2 separate regions of the Homo sapiens genome follow, and region 2 is linked to region 1. The links are chromatin loops, found by intact Hi-C in ENCODE. Cell type or tissue: Panc1. All regions are shown on one strand. Links, peaks and the distances in the headings refer to the core of each region. The heading gives the core; the rest is flanking DNA.

The links. A loop is a pair of places that touch in the nucleus more often than their neighbours do. Peaks named below come from ENCODE experiments on the same cell type or tissue, not always from the same donor. Only the 100,000 strongest peaks of a DNase experiment are listed, where the experiment ranks them.
Region 2: a loop joins it to region 1, with 6 times the contacts of the local background. A loop is called at or near these places in 3 of 110 quality-filtered maps.

The regions. Positions count from the first base shown.
Region 1 is chr7:85,142,221-85,151,113 of GRCh38, reverse strand. All of the region lies in intron 2 of SEMA3D (semaphorin 3D), which reads left to right. Among named protein-coding and RNA genes, the nearest start is that of SEMA3D, 40 kb to the left of the region's middle. In Panc1, for the core only: no CTCF peak of the experiment used is centred there; no DNase peak of the experiment used is centred there.
Region 2 is chr7:85,089,243-85,098,135 of GRCh38, reverse strand. SEMA3D (semaphorin 3D) reads left to right here. Exons shown (of 19, transcript NM_001384900.1): 4 at 171-331. Among named protein-coding and RNA genes, the nearest start is that of SEMA3D, 93 kb to the left of the region's middle. In Panc1, for the core only: no CTCF peak of the experiment used is centred there; a DNase peak (open chromatin) is centred at 3,556.

The DNA of each region.
Region 1 (8,893 bases), core at 2,044-6,043:
GTGTGTGTGTGTGTGTGTGTGGATTTTTTTTATTGTAGGTAACAGTGCTGTTTAAAATTTATATTGCTTAGTATTTGAGAAACTTTCAGGTGATATTAAGCTTTTAAATAGGTTAAGCTTTTAACTGAGTTAAATTGCTTTAGAACTTTAGAAACATTGTTTTAAAATATTATTTTGTTTGTCTAACATTTACAATAAAAGGAATTAACAGGAAACACAAAATAACACCATTCACCATTCACCACAGAGGGAATTCAATGTAAAGAAAGTCATCTTTGGATCCTTTCCAGTGTGGCTTAATTGTGGCACCACAATAAGGGCATTGTTATGCCAGGTCTTACCTACTTCATTACTTTATACATAAACTCAGAGAACTGAAATATAGAAAAGCTGCGATGACTATAATCTTCTAGGTATAAATGTAGCAAAAGCTAGAAGATACTGAAGAGTAAAGGAGTTAAAATGAACATTAAGATGTAAGCAGTAAATTGATTAGTACATTGCATACACAAATTCTCCTTCAGGTTTCAGGTTTGATTTGGGAAGTGATTCTATTTACAGAATATATATATATTCTATATATATAATATATATATCCCTGTAAATATATGTGTGTGTGTGTGTGTATATATATATATCCCTGTAAATATATGTGTGTGTGTATATATATATCCCTGTAAATATATGTGTGTGTGTGTATATATATATATCCCTGTAAATATATGTGTGTGTGTATATATATATAATATATATATATATATATATATTTCTAGAAAAGTATTTAGAACAGAAATATCTTTCCAAGATTTTCAGTTCTTAGTACCGTAACAGCTCAAAATTTTTTTCATCACACCTCTAGGCCAACAAACAAATACCAAGAATTCTGACTATTACAGTTAAGGCCAAACAACTAAATAAGTATTTATGTCCTGACAACATAAATTAAAACAAAAAAAAGTTTTACATGTTTTAAATTTAAATATTCTTAAATTACATATGAATTACTTACTAATGGTGAGTGCGTATGTGTTGGGCACCGTACAACTTCTCAAACCTTGGAATCAGATTGAACACTGAGATCCTTAGTACCTGTTCCATGAGGACTTTTGGGGATACTTGCTTTACTAAGAACCCAACTTCACATGGCTATGACCCCTTGAATGTAACCCCCTTGAATGTTAAAATTAAGAAATAGCTTGACTAGTGGTTAATACAGTGTCTGATAAATAGTGAGTATTGTTGTGTTTATCTTGAAATTTTAAAATATCTTACAGCATTCCTGATGAGTTCACTGTATTACTCCAGAGTGTCTTGCACATAGTTTTGGAATCACAGTGTTAGACTATTAGATGCTAATGTTAATCGTAGCCCCTGAATCTTAATTGAGAAGTCCAATAGCCTCTGACATGGTGGAAGTGAATGGAAGCACTGTAAGTCTACTATAAAAGCTCAGTATCTTCTTTAATGTCATTGTTTTCTGATTTTTCTCAGTCCATTATGGCAAATATTCCCTACGATTTATAATATCACAAAGTCTGTGACTGAAAATTTGATGTTAGCACTTACAGTGATGATAAATGAGACCATCATCATTGTTTGAGGCAAGTGTTACTTTTGGTTTTTGTTTGTTTGTTTGTTTTCATTTTTTGCTGTTTATTTATTTTTTGAGACAGAGTCTTGCTCTGTCATCCAGGCTGGAACGCAGTGACACGATCTTGGCTCACTGCAACCTCCTGGGTTCAAGCAATCCTGTCTCAGCCTCCCAAGTAGCTGAGATTACAGGCACGTGCCACCATGCCTGGCTAACTTTTTGTATTTTTACTTATTTATTTGGGGAGGCAGGGTTTCGCCATGTTGTCCAGGCTGGTCTTGAACTCCTGACATCAGGTGATCCACCTGCCTTGGCCTCCCAAAGTGCTGAGATTACAGGCATGAGCCACCACGCCTGGCCAAGTGTTACTTTTGTATTTTTAAGAAAATAATATTATCACTGTTTATTAAGACATTTTAAATTTTGACATAACATTTTAAGATTTGGTGTTATTTTGTGTTTCCTGTTAATACCTTTTATTGTGCAAATGGTTTCATTTTGTGTTTCCTGTTCATTTATTTTATTGTAAATGTTAGAAAAATAAAATATTATTTTAAAAAGTTTCTAAAGTTCTAAAAAAATTTAACTAAGTTAAAAGCTTAACCTGTTTAAAAGCTTAAAATCACCTGAAAGTTTCTCAAATACTAAGCAATATAAATGTTTATATAGCACTGTTACCCACAACAAAAAAAATCTACACACACACACATACATGCACACACACATGTACACACCGCACATATATAATTAGAGACATTATCTGATGTTACCGCGACTGATTTAACTAATTTTTTTCAAAGTTTCTAACTATATTCAGAAGAGCTACTTGTTTTAACAGTTCCTGTGAGATGTATTGTACTGAGAAGATAACTATATCTTCTCATGAGTCTACCCTAACTGCAAAGAAACCTGGGGGTGCTCCAAGGAAGGAGGTTTGAACTAATTTTTCGTTTTATCTCATTTTTGTGTTTCAGTAACCCAGTTAACTATATAAACATTGTTTCCTTTTAAAAACAAGTATCTTATAGAAATGTGTATTTACTCTCAGCTAAGGACGTTAGTAGAAATCTTATCTGGATTATTAGAAGAACTCAAATATGAGAGTCCTTGAACTAGATGATGTTAACCATTTCCTGCTTAGTAAACTGTGAGTGCCATCAGTGTCCACACTGAAAGCTCAAAACAGAACACTAAAACAAGTCATATTAAGATGAATAGTAAAAAATATAAGTTGTTTTGTAAGTGAAAAGGAAAACAAGATATGATGACAGAGAATTCTCACAGATCTCAGGGAGGGTTAATTAATGATCATCATTAATAGTGATACTTAGTAGCTGTTTCTGACACTTGTGATTTTAAATTCAAATTTTTACTTATTCATTTTTTCCATGTTTATTTTTAATCTTCATTTCCTAGAACCTACTTTGCTGATCAAGTTTCCATACCTTTAAATAGATTGTCATTGTGATCTCTGACCATAGAAGAGATAATTTGATTAACTTTTGTTCATTGGTTGAAATTGTTTACACCTACTAGGCAGTGGGTGTTTGAGAGAATAAAACCCAAAGCTAGTGTGGAGTGGGCTGGCATGTTAGGGACAGGGTGCACTCCCAGTTGAAAGACTGCTGAAAATTGATAGGGAGATGAGGCAGGGAGTTGGTCAAATGAATTAGGCTGTTAGGAAATAATAGGAAGGGTACTTCTCCTATGTTGTATATCCAGGACTGAGCCTGGTTATTTCATATATAACTACAAGATCAGAAAACAATAAATTAGCAGATATATAGGTAAGTGAAACAATATCAATGACACTAAAGCATTAGGATAAATAAATAATATTTAAATAATAAGGTACTTGAAAAAATTGATTCTTAAGATTTTCATGAAATTCTGTTATCTAAATATCAGAAAAATATATTTATAGATACAAGATTTTGCTTCTAAATTGATCAAGGCATTGTATTTTGCATTACTGGTATTAAATTGCTTTTTAACCAGGTTGCTAACAGCACATCTACAGATAGATATATTTACAGATAGTTAGAAACAGGGATTATTAGAAAGACTGACAGAGGCCAGGCATGGTGGCTCAAGCCTGTAATCCCAGCACTTTGGGAGGCTGAGGTGGGTGAATCACCTGAGGTTGGTTTTTGAGACCAGCCTGACCAACAGGTGGGCAGATCACTTGAGGTCAGGCATTTGAGACCTGCCTGGCCCACATGGCGAAAACCTGTCTCTACTAAAAATACAAAATTAGCCGGGCATGGTGGTGCATGCTTGTAATGCCAGCTACTCAGGAGGCTGAGACAAGAGCAACACTTGAACCCGGGAGGCAGAGGTTGCGGTGAGCCAAGATTGTGCCATTGCACTCCAGCCTGGGCAACAAGAGGAAAACTCCGTCTCAAAAAAAAAAAAAAAAAAAAAAAAAAAGAAAAGAAAAAGAAAAGAAAGAAAGATGGACAGAAAATTCCACTTCTGTGACTAGAACTGTGACCATCTCATGTTGATACTGTGGTATACGGAAAGATGAGCCCATTCTCTGGAGGAATGAACTATGTTTTTCCGGTTCACTTACTTCCTCCTAATTGCTGTACCAACATTCTTTCTTTTAGACTTTCTATTCCTGAAGCTACTCCCTTGAATTGTTCATATTAAATTTGCTACTCCTTTGAGTATCCCCACAAATCTGCAGCATCCTTTTGTAGCCTGCATCCATTCACTGGAGTCTTCTGCTTTGTCATCATCAAAACATATCTGGAGATTTTATTGTACATTTTTCCTGAAAGATATATTTGTAAACGGAAGACTGGTGCTTGTGTCTTATTTCTCCATTTCTTTTATCTGTGATACCTGCTATTAGGCTAGTTTTTATTTTCTTTCGAAAATATGACTTATTTCTTTTTACCAATACAATTGCATATCTTAAATGCAGAATTGTTAAGTAAAAAATATATATATATATTTTTTTTTAGATGGAGTCTCACTCTGTCACCCAGGCTGGAGTGCAGTGGCCCAATCTTGGCTCAATGCAACCTCCGCCTCCCAGGTTCAAGGGATTCCCCTTCCTCAGCCTCCCGAGTAGCTGGGGTTACAGGTCCTGCCACCACACCCAGCTAATTTTTGTATTTTTAGTAGAGATGGGGTTTCACCATGTTGGCCAGGCTGCTCTGGAACTCCTGACTTCAAGTAATCTACCCGCCTCAGCCTCCCAAAGTGCTGAGATTACACATGTGAGACGCCACTCCTGGCTAAGGATTTTTACTAGTAAAAGTGAAATGTGATTGTATGTATGTGTAAAAATACATATATGTATACATATGTGTATATATCTCATTAAAGAACTGTAAGATGTCATACAAATATAAAGTCGATTGGATAAGAAAGATTGAATTATCTATTTATACCAATTGGTTTTTCTTTGTATGTACAATTAGCCCTCTGTATCCGTGAGCTCCACACCTGTGGACTCAACCAACTATAGATCAAAAATATCTGGGAAAAAAAATATCTGAAGTTTCACAAAGCAAAACTTAAATTTGCTGCCCACTAATTTGTATGCTGAATCCAAGGGAATGAAATTATGTGTAGGCATTGTGTTAGGTTTTATAAGTAATCTGGATATGATTTAAAGTTTATAGAAGAAAAAAATGTATAGGGGAAGAGGTGAGTAGGTTATATGCAAATACAACATCACATTATATAGGAGACTTGAGTATCAGCAGATTTTGGTATCCAAGAAGGATCTTGGAATCAATATCCCACGAATCTTGAGGGATGACAGTGTGTTTTTAATCTCAAACTTTTGTATTTGAGAATAAGAAATCACTTCTCTTTGCAAATGCCTTATAATTTCTCTGCAATAAAGATCCTTCTTTCCACCAGATTTTTTTTTGGCTTTTTGTATTATTAAACATACTCTATCATCTTGCTTGGTGACAAGATGTGATTCCTGATAATTTCCTGTTCCTTTAATGGGAGTTCTTATCTATGAGTTGTAGATTTAGTCTTCCAAGATTCCAGCAACATAGCTTTTAGAATGGCATTTCCCCATTTATTATATAGTACTTAAATACCAAATAACTAAAAATAACTAACAATGATAGCATAAAAATATGCCAGCTTCTGCTTCTTATATAATTATTTGATTTAAATATTGTACTTTTATCTATCCCCCCCAAACCAATAAAACATTAAAGGCTTTTTGATATATTGTTCAGACCATCATATGTATGTCACCTTACACTTTATATTTGACTTCACTTTTTCATTCACGCATTTTTTTTTTGGTTTTACATAATAAATTTAACACATCTTTTGTGACATGTATTATGCCAGACTGGCATAAAATAAGGGTTAAAAAAACACTGTCAACATGATTCCCATACTTGAATGGCATCATTCCAGAAAGAGTTTAAAAATTTGGAATTAGATTTTTGTGATGCTCTCATTTCTATTCATAATTCAGAGCCCTTGAAACATTCCTAATGAGGTTTCAAGTATTTTATTTTTCCTCCGTGCTTTATAAACAAATAAAATTAAACCAAACCAAACACAAATAAAGCCAAGCTAGAATTGTGTATATCATCCAGCTGCTCCAGGATTTCTCTCTGAAACTTATCTGTTCTCCTTAGATAAATACAGTGGACACCAAAGCCAGATTAATTTATGATGACAATTTCTCTATCTTTGAAATGTTAATCATTGGGCTGGGATTAAAGTAGGAATATATAATAAATCCTAATCAAATTCTATGAAATATTATTATTTGCTTTACACCATTCAGACATATCATACTAGAGGCAAGGGGAAGAGAACAAATAAGAACAAACACAGCTTTAATTTTGGGCTCCAGGCTGACTTAAATGTTGGATATTGCAGGCCAGTTCCCAAAGGAAAAAATGTATATATGTGTATAAATTCTTAGAAACCCTGATAAAGATCCTCACGGAAATCCTGATGGTTGTGAGAATTGTGTTCATTTTTCTATTACATGAAGCATAAGGCAAAAAATATATCTCTATTCTGAGAATCTTTCCCCTCTATCTCACATAAAATATATTTTCTACCTCTGGGGAAGAGGATGAAGTGTGTGGGTATTTACATCTTGCTTTAGTTTCAAAGCTAGCTTTAAATTCAACTTTTATGTTATTTAATTTAATTAATTTAAATTTAATAAATGATACTCGATTCAGTTATCAGAAAACTTTTACATTTGTTTGAAACAACTTGAGTAAATTCAATCTCCTCTTTTAGTTGTAAATTTTATGAAATCAGAATACAAACCAATTTTTATTGCTAATAAAATTCAGCATCCACATAGAGAAAAACTGAAAATGTAAAATGCACACCTGAATCTGAAGACTTAGCATGAAAATGGTTTTTTGATTAATAATTTTATATTGTATACATGTTAAAATGATTATATATTGGATTAAATATATAAGAATTGGTTTTATCTGTTACTTTTTACTTTCATATATAACTGTAAGAAAATTTAAAATTACAAGTCTCGGGCCAGGCTCGGTGCCTCATGCCTGTAATCCCAGTACTTTGGGAGGCAGAGGTGAGCGGATCACTTGAGGTCAGGCATTTGAGACCAGCCTGGCCAACATGGTGAAACCCCGTCTCTACTAAAAATACAAAAATTCGCCAGGTGTGGTGGCGCATGCCTGTGGTCCCAGCTACTCGGGAGGCTGAAGCTTGAACCCAGGAGGCAGAGATTGCAGTGAGCCAAGACCATGCTACTGCACTACAGCCTGGGTGATAGAGCAAGACTCCATCTCAAAAAAAAAAAAATTACATGTCTCATATTATATTTTTACTAGAGAGCACTAGACGATATTATACAACTGGATTATATTACTATATATTACAGTCATGTGCTGCATAACAACTTTTCCATCAACTCACAGACTACACATAGGATGGTGTTCCCCTAAGATTATAATATTTTATTTTTGTTGTATCTCTTCTATGTTTAGATAAGTTTAAATACATAAATACTTCCCATTGTGTAACAATTGGTTATAGTGTTCAGTACAGTAACATGCTGTACAGATTTGTTGCCTGGGAGCAATGGGCTATACCCTATAGTCTAGATGTGTAGTAGGCTGTACCATCTAGGTTTGTTTAAGTTCCCTCTATGATGTTCGAACAATGATGAAATCACCTAATGACAAATTTATCAGAACATATTCTCATTGTTAAAGCATGACTGTATATTTTTATGCTATTCTTATTTTTAATCACTTTGAAATCACTGGAATTATAATAAAAGTATTAACATTTACTTTAGTGCATATATGTTAGACATTCTGCTAATCACTTTTCTCATATGACCTGATTTTATATGCAGGTACCATGTCATATCAGTTTCATACCTAATTGTGTGTTGTACCATGATAGCTATGTGATAGGTACTCATTGTCATTATTGTGAATAACTAATTGTAAGTTTGTCTTATTAGAAATAATTATTGCATTATGAGTAAACATATGAAAGCCATATTTATTGAAAAGATAAAAAAGTTTAGTAAGTTGTCTAAGGTAGAATTGCTCTTGGCATTACTTTTCCTAACTAAGATGGCATTGTCTCAGCATTTGGGATTCCCAGAGAAAGTCTTTTCAACTCATGGATATGGCTCAAGAAAGACATATTCAGAAAAGAAAAAGTATAAGATGGGTTGTATTTATTTTGAGAAACCATCACCCAGCCGAAGAGAGAAAAGGTTATTCCATTCACATCATGTGGTTAGTCTGGGAATCTTTCTAGTGTAAAAGCAAGAGGAGCCATAAAATTAAAGAAAACATTGATGGGGTTTTTAGACACTAAAAAAAAAAAAAAAAAAATGCCATCCTTCTTTGCTTTCTTCTAAAGAATCTCTTTCTGGACTCTCTGAAATAAAACAAATATCCAAAGCCTTTATTCTTCTTCCTAAAACTTGTCTACGTTCTGCTCTTGAGATCCATATCCAATGCAAATTGGGGAAAATACCATATTACCATGGAGAATGATTAAATAAAAATAGGACAACCGTGAGCTAGATGCCTTATTTCCCTGATGTAATCTGTGTCTTTTATAAATAAATTATGACATCTTTAGAAAGATTTTATTATTGAGTTTTAAATAAGGTTATAATTTCATGTCTAGAGAAATAAATTTTGATTTTAAAGCAATAAAATTCATATGGAATTAACTTTGGCTGACACTGAGGGTGTAGATAAAACTAAGTACTTTCTCAGTGTTTTACTAGATATTGTTGGTTCAAAAATTTATTATATTGGTAGAGAGATGATATCTCAA
Region 2 (8,893 bases), core at 1,863-5,862, 53 kb after region 1:
GCCTATTACTAATTCTTTCTTTCTTTCTCTTTCTTTCTTTCTTTTTTCTTTCTTTCTTTTTCTTTCCTTTTCTCTCTTTCCTTTCTTTTTCTTTCTTCTTTCTCTCCTTTCTTTCTCTTTCTTTCTTTCTTTTTTCTTTCTCCTTTCTTTTCTTTTTTTGCTTTCCATAGACTTGCTGCTTTCAAATAGCTGTATTCCCTTTTTGGGTTCATCAGAAGGACTGGATTTTCAAACTCTTCTCTTAGATGAGGAAAGAGGCAGGCTGCTCTTGGGAGCCAAAGACCACATCTTTCTACTCAGTCTGGTTGACTTAAACAAAAATTTTAAGAAGGTCAGTATATTTATATATACATTTGGTTAAATTCATTTATTTTCATCTCTCTTCTTCTCCCGTTTTGTTTTGCTTTGTTTTAAGGGACACAGTGTCAAATGCAGTGCATCACATACATGTCAAAAAGCAGCATAAAGAATATATTGCCTCTGATACACATTCTGGATTTTTATGGATTTAAGTACATATGCATGTTCTTTATTTAGAGTGAATAAATATAATAAAAGCTTTGAAAATATAAATGAAAACATAAAAAATTAGTTAATATACACTAGGCCATATAATAGAAATGGAAAGTTTGAGACTGAAGAAATGACAAATTAGTTATACATCAAGAATGAATATTTATATCCTAACAATAGTTGTAAAATTAAATTTTATTAACTTTCAGTTCACAAATAAGCATACTTTCAAATGATAATGTGGCTATAATAACAAACACCATACTGCTTTTTCCAAACTCTCATTTCACATCTGAACAGGTTTCTCCTACAAGTCAATCACTCTCAGCAAGTAAAGATAAATAATTCCCCAACTATGGGTTCATTAAGACAATCTCACCATGACAAAGAAACATACACTAGTACTTTAAAATTCTTAAGGCAATTACTACTATGTCCTACATTTTCAACCACCAGTGTGAAACCCGGAGGAAAGGGTGCCACACTTTAGACATTGTCTATTAACTAGTACTTTAGCAAATATCAATATCTATGCAAGCAGAGATAGATGCTAAGACTGGCAGAGATCGAGTGGCTGATAAGATTACATAATATCAGATCTCTTCTGCATCTTTGAAACATCTTCTATTGTCTTTTTAACCCATCTTTGTCAGAAGTATTGAAAAAAAAGATTAGGAGCAGTTGCACGGTTTAAATCCAATAGTTACCAATATTGAGTTCTTCTTCTTCAAAGAGAATTATTTATAGGCCATCCTAGGACTTTGGACTTTGAAGCTACATACAGTATTAATCTACAATGACCACTTTAACCCTCTAATTGTGAGATTTAATAGCCAAATATCAGTTGTTCAATTATTTTAGAATTATTTGTTCTCAGGGCTTTAGTCTACACAAAATATTTATCTTCATATGTAGTAATATTACTTCACTTCTGAAATAGAACAATGATATTTGGTTTTTAGTCAATTAACTTTTAAGTAATTCTTTCACACATTTTTAAGGCCTACCAAAGGAAAAGGAGTTATTTCTTATAAAGGCTCATACTTAATAAAGAAATTATTTCTGCAAATGTATACACATACATTTCATGTAATCTGTGTTTTTGGATGAAAAAATGAGGGCTAAAATACTGCTAGCAATTGTTTTTGACTTCTGTTAATCCAAACACACTAAAAACCTCATATGATTATCTTTAAAAAAATTAAAGTATCTGGTAGCCTGGATATTGTTTAACATAAAATAAAATAAGCAGTTGATTATGTACTAGAATTTGAAAGTTTGTCCTCCATTCTAATCTAAAATTATAGCTCCATTCCATTTTTTTCTTAAGGCTGTATTTTTTTCTTCAGGAATTTCTTTTAAAAATACTCATACTCCTAGTACGAGCCAATTGATGGCATCAAGTAACATCTTAATTTTCAGTAAATATCTTAGCAGGGGATGACGTGTTTTATGAAAGTGGCCAAGGAAAAAAATCTTAGCTAACTTTGCAATTTTGCTTTAAGAGATGCTGCATAGCTTAAAAGGCATTTTTTCCAAATATGTCTCAGTTTTACCATACTAGCAAAAAGCAATTCATACTTTTAAGGGAATTTGTTCTTGTTCTGTTCTCTGCCTTCAGGGATTGGAAGAAAAATTCCCTTTATCTGAACTGAGTGTATTAGATCATTGCTTAAAATAAATTCTTATAACTTCCTGCTGTGACTATTTTAAGCAAATCTCTCTTTGGCGATGTTCCATGCATGAAATGTGCTAATATTTTAAAAAGTAAATGTTTATGAAGTATCAATTTATCTTATGATATTATTAAAATAAAGTTGTTTGAATACATTATGAAATTAGATGTTATCTACATAACTGATATTTCTTTATATCTCTATAAAATGTATAATTCATAAGGGGATTATGTATGCAAAGGTAATAATTTATGTTATATAGGTATCCACCATTCCAATTTATATAAATCACTCTATTGCTAAAGATACTCCACAGTAGCACATAAGTGTCAAAATGCAGTACTTTAGGTTTAGACCCACTTGGTTTTCATTGGCTCAGTGCCCCTCGGCAAAGATCCAAACTCTTTTGCGGAGGAAACCACACATGTTGGGACTCTGAGGGGCTGAAGGCTGTCCTTTGTACTCTTTAGGGTTAAAGCAATCTACAACATATAATTGAGTTATCAGTGACTGGTTGGGATTTTTTTTTCCCTTGGAAAGTTAAAAAAAAAATCTGTAGAAAATACTCAATTGAAGTTAGCAAAATTTGCAATATATGTGAACTTGGAGGTTTTGTACAAACAAGGCTGTGCCTACTGAAAAAAAGGCCATTATCATTCATATTTGCCATGGGCATTTAGTGCAGAATCACCAGAAATTATAGCAAAATCCTTCACAAAATTCATTTTGTAATAATCATTTAATAATATCTTTTTACTATCTTTACTCTTGTTTAGACTAGATTTTGAGTCTACTAGAGTGAATAGCGCAGGTATATAATTAGTAAATATTTGACAAATAAATGATTGCAGAGGAAGAAAGTCAAAATTAATTAGATTTTTGGGGAACATTTCCACTATCTAGAAAATAAAAATTAAGTAGACTGAGTTGTTTTTTATTTCTTTGTTTTTTAAATTCTCTGGTATTAAAAGAAGATGGATGATATTATGACCTTTTGTCTTTTTTGAAAATTTTTTTGAGAGGAAGGACTATTTCTATAGGGACTTAGACTTAAAAGCAAGTATAAGCACACATTGCAAGGATGTGACACCTCACAACTTAACTATCCCGAAGCTTAACGATTCCAAAGTTGGTCCGTAAGGCCTCTCTTCGGCTAGGGAATACTCGTGGACTCCTTCTCTGGGACGGGGTCTGGAAAGATGATGCCCATTGATTTGACAGTCCATTCCCCCAACACTAGATCAAAATGGAACAATCAGAACCAGAAGTGATCACATTGTAAGAGAAGGACATGGATCAAGAACTGTATTTACCAGTTATGACACTTTTGTTGTAGGTTCAGTTTCTCCAGAAGCCAACTCTGAGATGAAGATTAGCTCATAAGTGAGTGTTCTTGGAATCAGCCCAGTGGGAGGAAAGCTAGGAAGCAGTATTAGGCAAAGGGAGAATTGAGCTGTGACGTAGCCCCAGCAAAAGCCTCAGCTGACAGGCCAAGCTGATAATGTGGCAAATATTTCAATATATTTTTCTAGTGTGAGTGATAATACCATTTTTAACTTAGTTTATCCTTTTCTCCTATCTAATCTGTTCACCACAACGGTAAGAGTTATCGTCACAAAATTAAAAGTCTGAATGTATCTCACTCACTTGTACAACTCTGGCAGTTTTTCTTAGGAACTTGAATAAACTCCAGGCTTCTTAGTATTGACTTCTAAGGCTCTTCCTAGCCCATTGCAACCCTGTTTCCAGTCTCACTGTTAACTATTCATTGTTCTCTCACATGCACTCTATTTTCTGCTTCTCTCTCCCCACCCTCTCTTTCTCCTTTACTCAAAGCACCCTGTTTATTCTTCATAAAATAGATAATTTACTATCAAGTTCTGTGTCTTTTCTAAAACTTCCTGGATTTCACTTTCTTGCTCATTTCACTGCTCTTCATTCTTGAAAGGCTTTATCGAATTATATTTTTTTCACCTTTTGCTCTCCAAGGCTTCACCTCACCCTCGGGAAATTTAAGTGTTCTTCACGTTTACAGGAGCATTTTATATATTTATGCCAATGTCAGATGTCCTAGCTGATAGTGTTGTCAGTATTCATTTGTGTCAGTATGCCTTCATCCACATTATACATTCCTTGAATAAGGGGATGATTTTTATGCACTTCTGATTCTCTTTTAGTGCATTGCACAATGTCTGATACATAAAATACACTAAGTAGTGTGTTTCTTTAAATTTTGAATTTGTGATTTTGTTAGTTTTCCTTTTTTGAGTAAGAAACCACTATATTACTTTTATCAATTAGCGTGGAATAGATAGCTAACAGAATAAAAGACACCTGAATTTGGCTTAAAAATAAGAAAATTTGTTATATAATATGAATATGTTCAGAGTTTGAGTGACTACAAAGATGAAAATATCATCTGCTTAATGATGTTATCGAGGACCCGGTTCTTTCTCTGTCGGCCACTCTTGGGATTGGCATTATCTTTAGGTTGGTAGCAAGATGGCTGCCACAGTCTTCATGGGTCACATCCAGACAAAGAAATACAAATGGAACAATAGATCATCACTTATATCTCTTTTTTAGGAGCAAAAAAACTTTGCAAAACCCTCTCTTTCATCTCGTTGGCCAGAAATATATTAGTTTCAACTCTCAAACTTGCAAGGAAAGGAGGGTAACTATAAGTTGCTGATATCAGTCACCTCAAGTTGAAGGAATATTTAGGAACGAAACACTTTGAATACTACACTTACAGAGGGAACAGAAAACAAACTTTCTTTAAAAATTAATTGACTTAGAAGACTGATTTTTTCTTTTTCAATTTAACAAAGGTAACCCAAGGGAAACATAAAAGTTTTCTCAGCCAAACAAAAAGAGGTATATATATTGCCTATTTGGAAAGACTTACAAAGATTAGCTAGTTCTACAAGAAAATTATCTGGAAGAATTTATTTTTCTTTCAGTAGATAGCCTTGGAAAGTATTTGTTTCCAGTATTTTTTTCATCTTGTGTAGTAAAAATTGAAAAATCTGCTAATCCTCATAAATAATTATTTTGCTTGTACAAGAGTTTATTTGCCTCTGCAAAAGTTTTCTCGATTCATGATTTAATATAAACTTCATGAAATCTGGTCTGCTGCAAATCTCTTTAATTATGTTGAAAACATATAAGTTTTCTCCCTTTAGTATTTTGACTGTTTTAGGGGTGTGACATTGATAAGAAAGAGTGTCTTATAACTTGGTTCAAAGACTTACATAATATGTTATTCTATAGTCATAGTATTTAGCATTATTCACTAAATAGTTAATGTACAGAAAACATATTTTTTAAAAAATCAAATAACTAAATATGACTTAAGCATCATTTAATATATATCTTAGTGTAATTATACATAAAATAATGCCACTTTTATTGGTTTGGTTTTGTCAGTCTCTGCAGCCGAAACAACTTATATGCATTATAGAAATAAAACTTGGGATACTTTATAAGTGACTACACTTTGAATATTTTTTTCTTTTGCCCTTCTACTTGAGCCAGCATTTCTTTTTCATTTAGTTCAACAAAAATCCATTGAGTATCTATTATTAGCACTAAGCATATTGTAATAGAATATAAAACTCAGATCTTGTCATTGCTCTAATCTTAGTTAGGGAGACAAGGCATAATACAGTTACAAGGAAAGTTAGAAAATTTTAAATGTCCAAAATAATGAGACAGATCACATATGGTAGAAATACAGAGAGAGGAAAACAACTACATGTTGTTCATGGTTTTGAACTAGTACAAGACGGATGAGTAAAATTTGGATTAATGTTAACTGGTTAATCTAAAATGTTTGCATTTAAATTTGGAACTTGGGGTTTGTTGTTTCCTTGTTGTTCAGTTCGAATGGGGAAAAATATGTTTGAGAAATGGAGCAGAAAAGAGTCTATTGTCTATTCTGTATGCAGATTTTTCACTTGATCTTAGCCAAAAGGCCAGAAGTGATTGTATGTAGATTTCTCATAGTTTAAATTAAGGGAGCTGCATTTTCCTGCCCCAGCCCTTAACATCCTACTCTATCTCCTGAGTCAGAGAAAGTATATAAAAGAAGAACTTTAATAGTCCTTCGGAAAGGTGGCCAACTGTGAATAGACATTTATATCTATTTATCATTCATTTACAAGTGATGCATTAGAAGCCTGTTCAGTGTAGACATTATAATAATGAATGTGTTTGACATTTGTACAATATGGTTTAAGGACCCACGGTTTCTAAACAAATTATTCGAAACGACATAGTAACTGTCAGTTTGACTACAAGTGAACATTCTCTACTTCAGCCAGCCTTAAGTAGTCCTAGTAATAATTCATATAAAATCCAGAGCCCTCTCTATGTAAACTTCAAGAATAATGTATACAAGCTGAAAGTCTTCCCCTCCCTCTTTCTCACTCTTTTTTTTTTAATGGAGTCATAGTTGATGGTAAAAAAAAATATGCAATACTCTCTGTTTGGTTATGTTACTTAGTTGGACTTTTGAGTTAATGAATTGTTGGGATCCTTCCATATGAAAATGTTACTTATTTTGGAAGCGGTTCAAACCTGCAGGGATGGAACAAGTCTCTAAACCAGGATGCAAGCAAAGGGTCACAAAGAGAATGACGTATGGCTTACCAAGCTGAGTACTGCTTTTGTGTCTATATTATTCAAGCATTTATTTGTTGGCTTTCTTTCTCTCTTTCTCCTTCCTTCCCTTCCTTCCCTCCCTCCCTCCTTCTCTTCCTTCCTTCCTTCTTTCCTTCCTTCCTTCCTTCCCTCCTTCCTTCCTTCCTTCCCTCCTTCCTTCCTTCTTTCCCTCCCTCCCTCTCTCCCTCTCTCTTTCTCTCTCTTTCTCTTTCTCTCCTTCCTTCCTTCCTTTCTCTCTCTCTTTCTTTCTTTCCTTTTCTCTTTTCGTTTCTTTCTTTCTCTTTCTTCTTTCTTTTTGCATGTAATTGTAAAGATTACTTGAAATCCATAATGCTACACCTTTATGTTTGAGCATTTATATTGTGAAAATAACTAACCTAAATGAATTTATAATTTTACATATAATAATTTCCAGTGGAATATTTAAACACCCTTCTTTGTCTAACATAAAAAGAGCTTTGTTATTTCCCTTTCTTTAAGGAAGTCTAGAACAAGAGTTTTGATACATGAGGACTCTACACTTGCTTGTTTGATATTAAGTATAAGCAAAAATACTATTATAAATCAGAATGATGTTCTGACTCCAGTTCTATTAACTTACTCTATGGCTGAGTAAGACATTTCTGTCTAATGCTTTAGCTTCTAAGAAGTCTATTACATAGTGGGAAAAGAAAAGAATAAATAACCTTCTCACTTAAAATCAAATTATTTGTAAAACAAAATCATCAGTCTTTTAATTCTTATTTAATACTTGAAATTAAGAAAATAGAAATACTTGGAAAGCATGTGGACATCCTAATAAATTAACTTTTGCTATAAGACACCCTGCTTAGTTTCATGTGATTAATCTGTTTCCATTGCCTGCCGAGCATATGCTGTCTAGTAATCACAGAGCTAAAACAATCGACTCGTTCATGGATGTGCTGGCTCCCTAGCCCGGGTGCTGATGTGCAGGTCCCATCTGGTTACTGTAATGGACTGTCAGGATGTTGTCAGACTGCTCAGACCTCGCCAGAACTCTCACAAGAACTCCTTCTCTGTGTCCAATTCTATGGGAAACTCTGCAGATTACTTTTCAAAGAATAATTATTGAGCGCTCACCATGCCAGATTCTGTGCCAGGTGCTAAAGGTGGTAGGAAGAAAAAGCAATGTTCCTTGACACCAGACATCAGTGCTTACTAAACTTCAGTAAGTCATGGATTAGAGGTGTTGAATAGTATTCACTACAAAAGTTTGAAGTCCATCCGCAAGAGTAATTGGACCACAGGTTCTAAATTACTGACCATTTGTGGACTTCTTAGATTTATATTAATTTGTATGGTATATTAGCATTTCTCTCTCTTTCATGCAATACATATTTGTAGGTGTTTTTTTGTTTGTTTGTTTTATGAGATAGGTTCGCACTCCTGTCACCCAGGCTGGACTGCAGTGATGTGATCTCGGCTTACTGCAGCCTTAACTTCTTGGGCTCAAACAATCCTCTCACCTCAGCCTCCTGAGTAGTTGGGACTACAGGTGCTTGTCACCATGCCCAGCTAACTTTATTATTATTATTTTTCATAGAGACAGAGTGTTGCCATGTTGCCCAGTCTGGTCTCAAACTTCTGGGTTCATGAAATCTGCCCACCTCACTTGTAATCCCAAAGTGCTAGGATTACAGGGCATGAGCCATGGCACCCGGCCTTGCAATACATATTTATTGAGGTTCTACTATATTCCTGATACTCTTCTAGATGCTGAGAATATAGTGAAAAATAAAACAGGTCAGACATTCATGCTCATAGTGTCTTCAATTTGGGAATAGAGAGTTAATGGAGAAAAGGAAACAAAATAGCACTTATTGCGAAGTATTATGTTAAAAAATGTGTGGTGTTCCTGGGAAACTACTTCAGATTGGTTATTAGAAAAGACCTTTCTGGGGAGATGATAATAAAATTGACAGGTATTTATAAGAAGGGATCATCTAGAAGAGGTCAGATGTATTTTAGGTAGAACAAGCTCTACCTAGAAGATAATAATGAAGTATTATTTTAAAGAG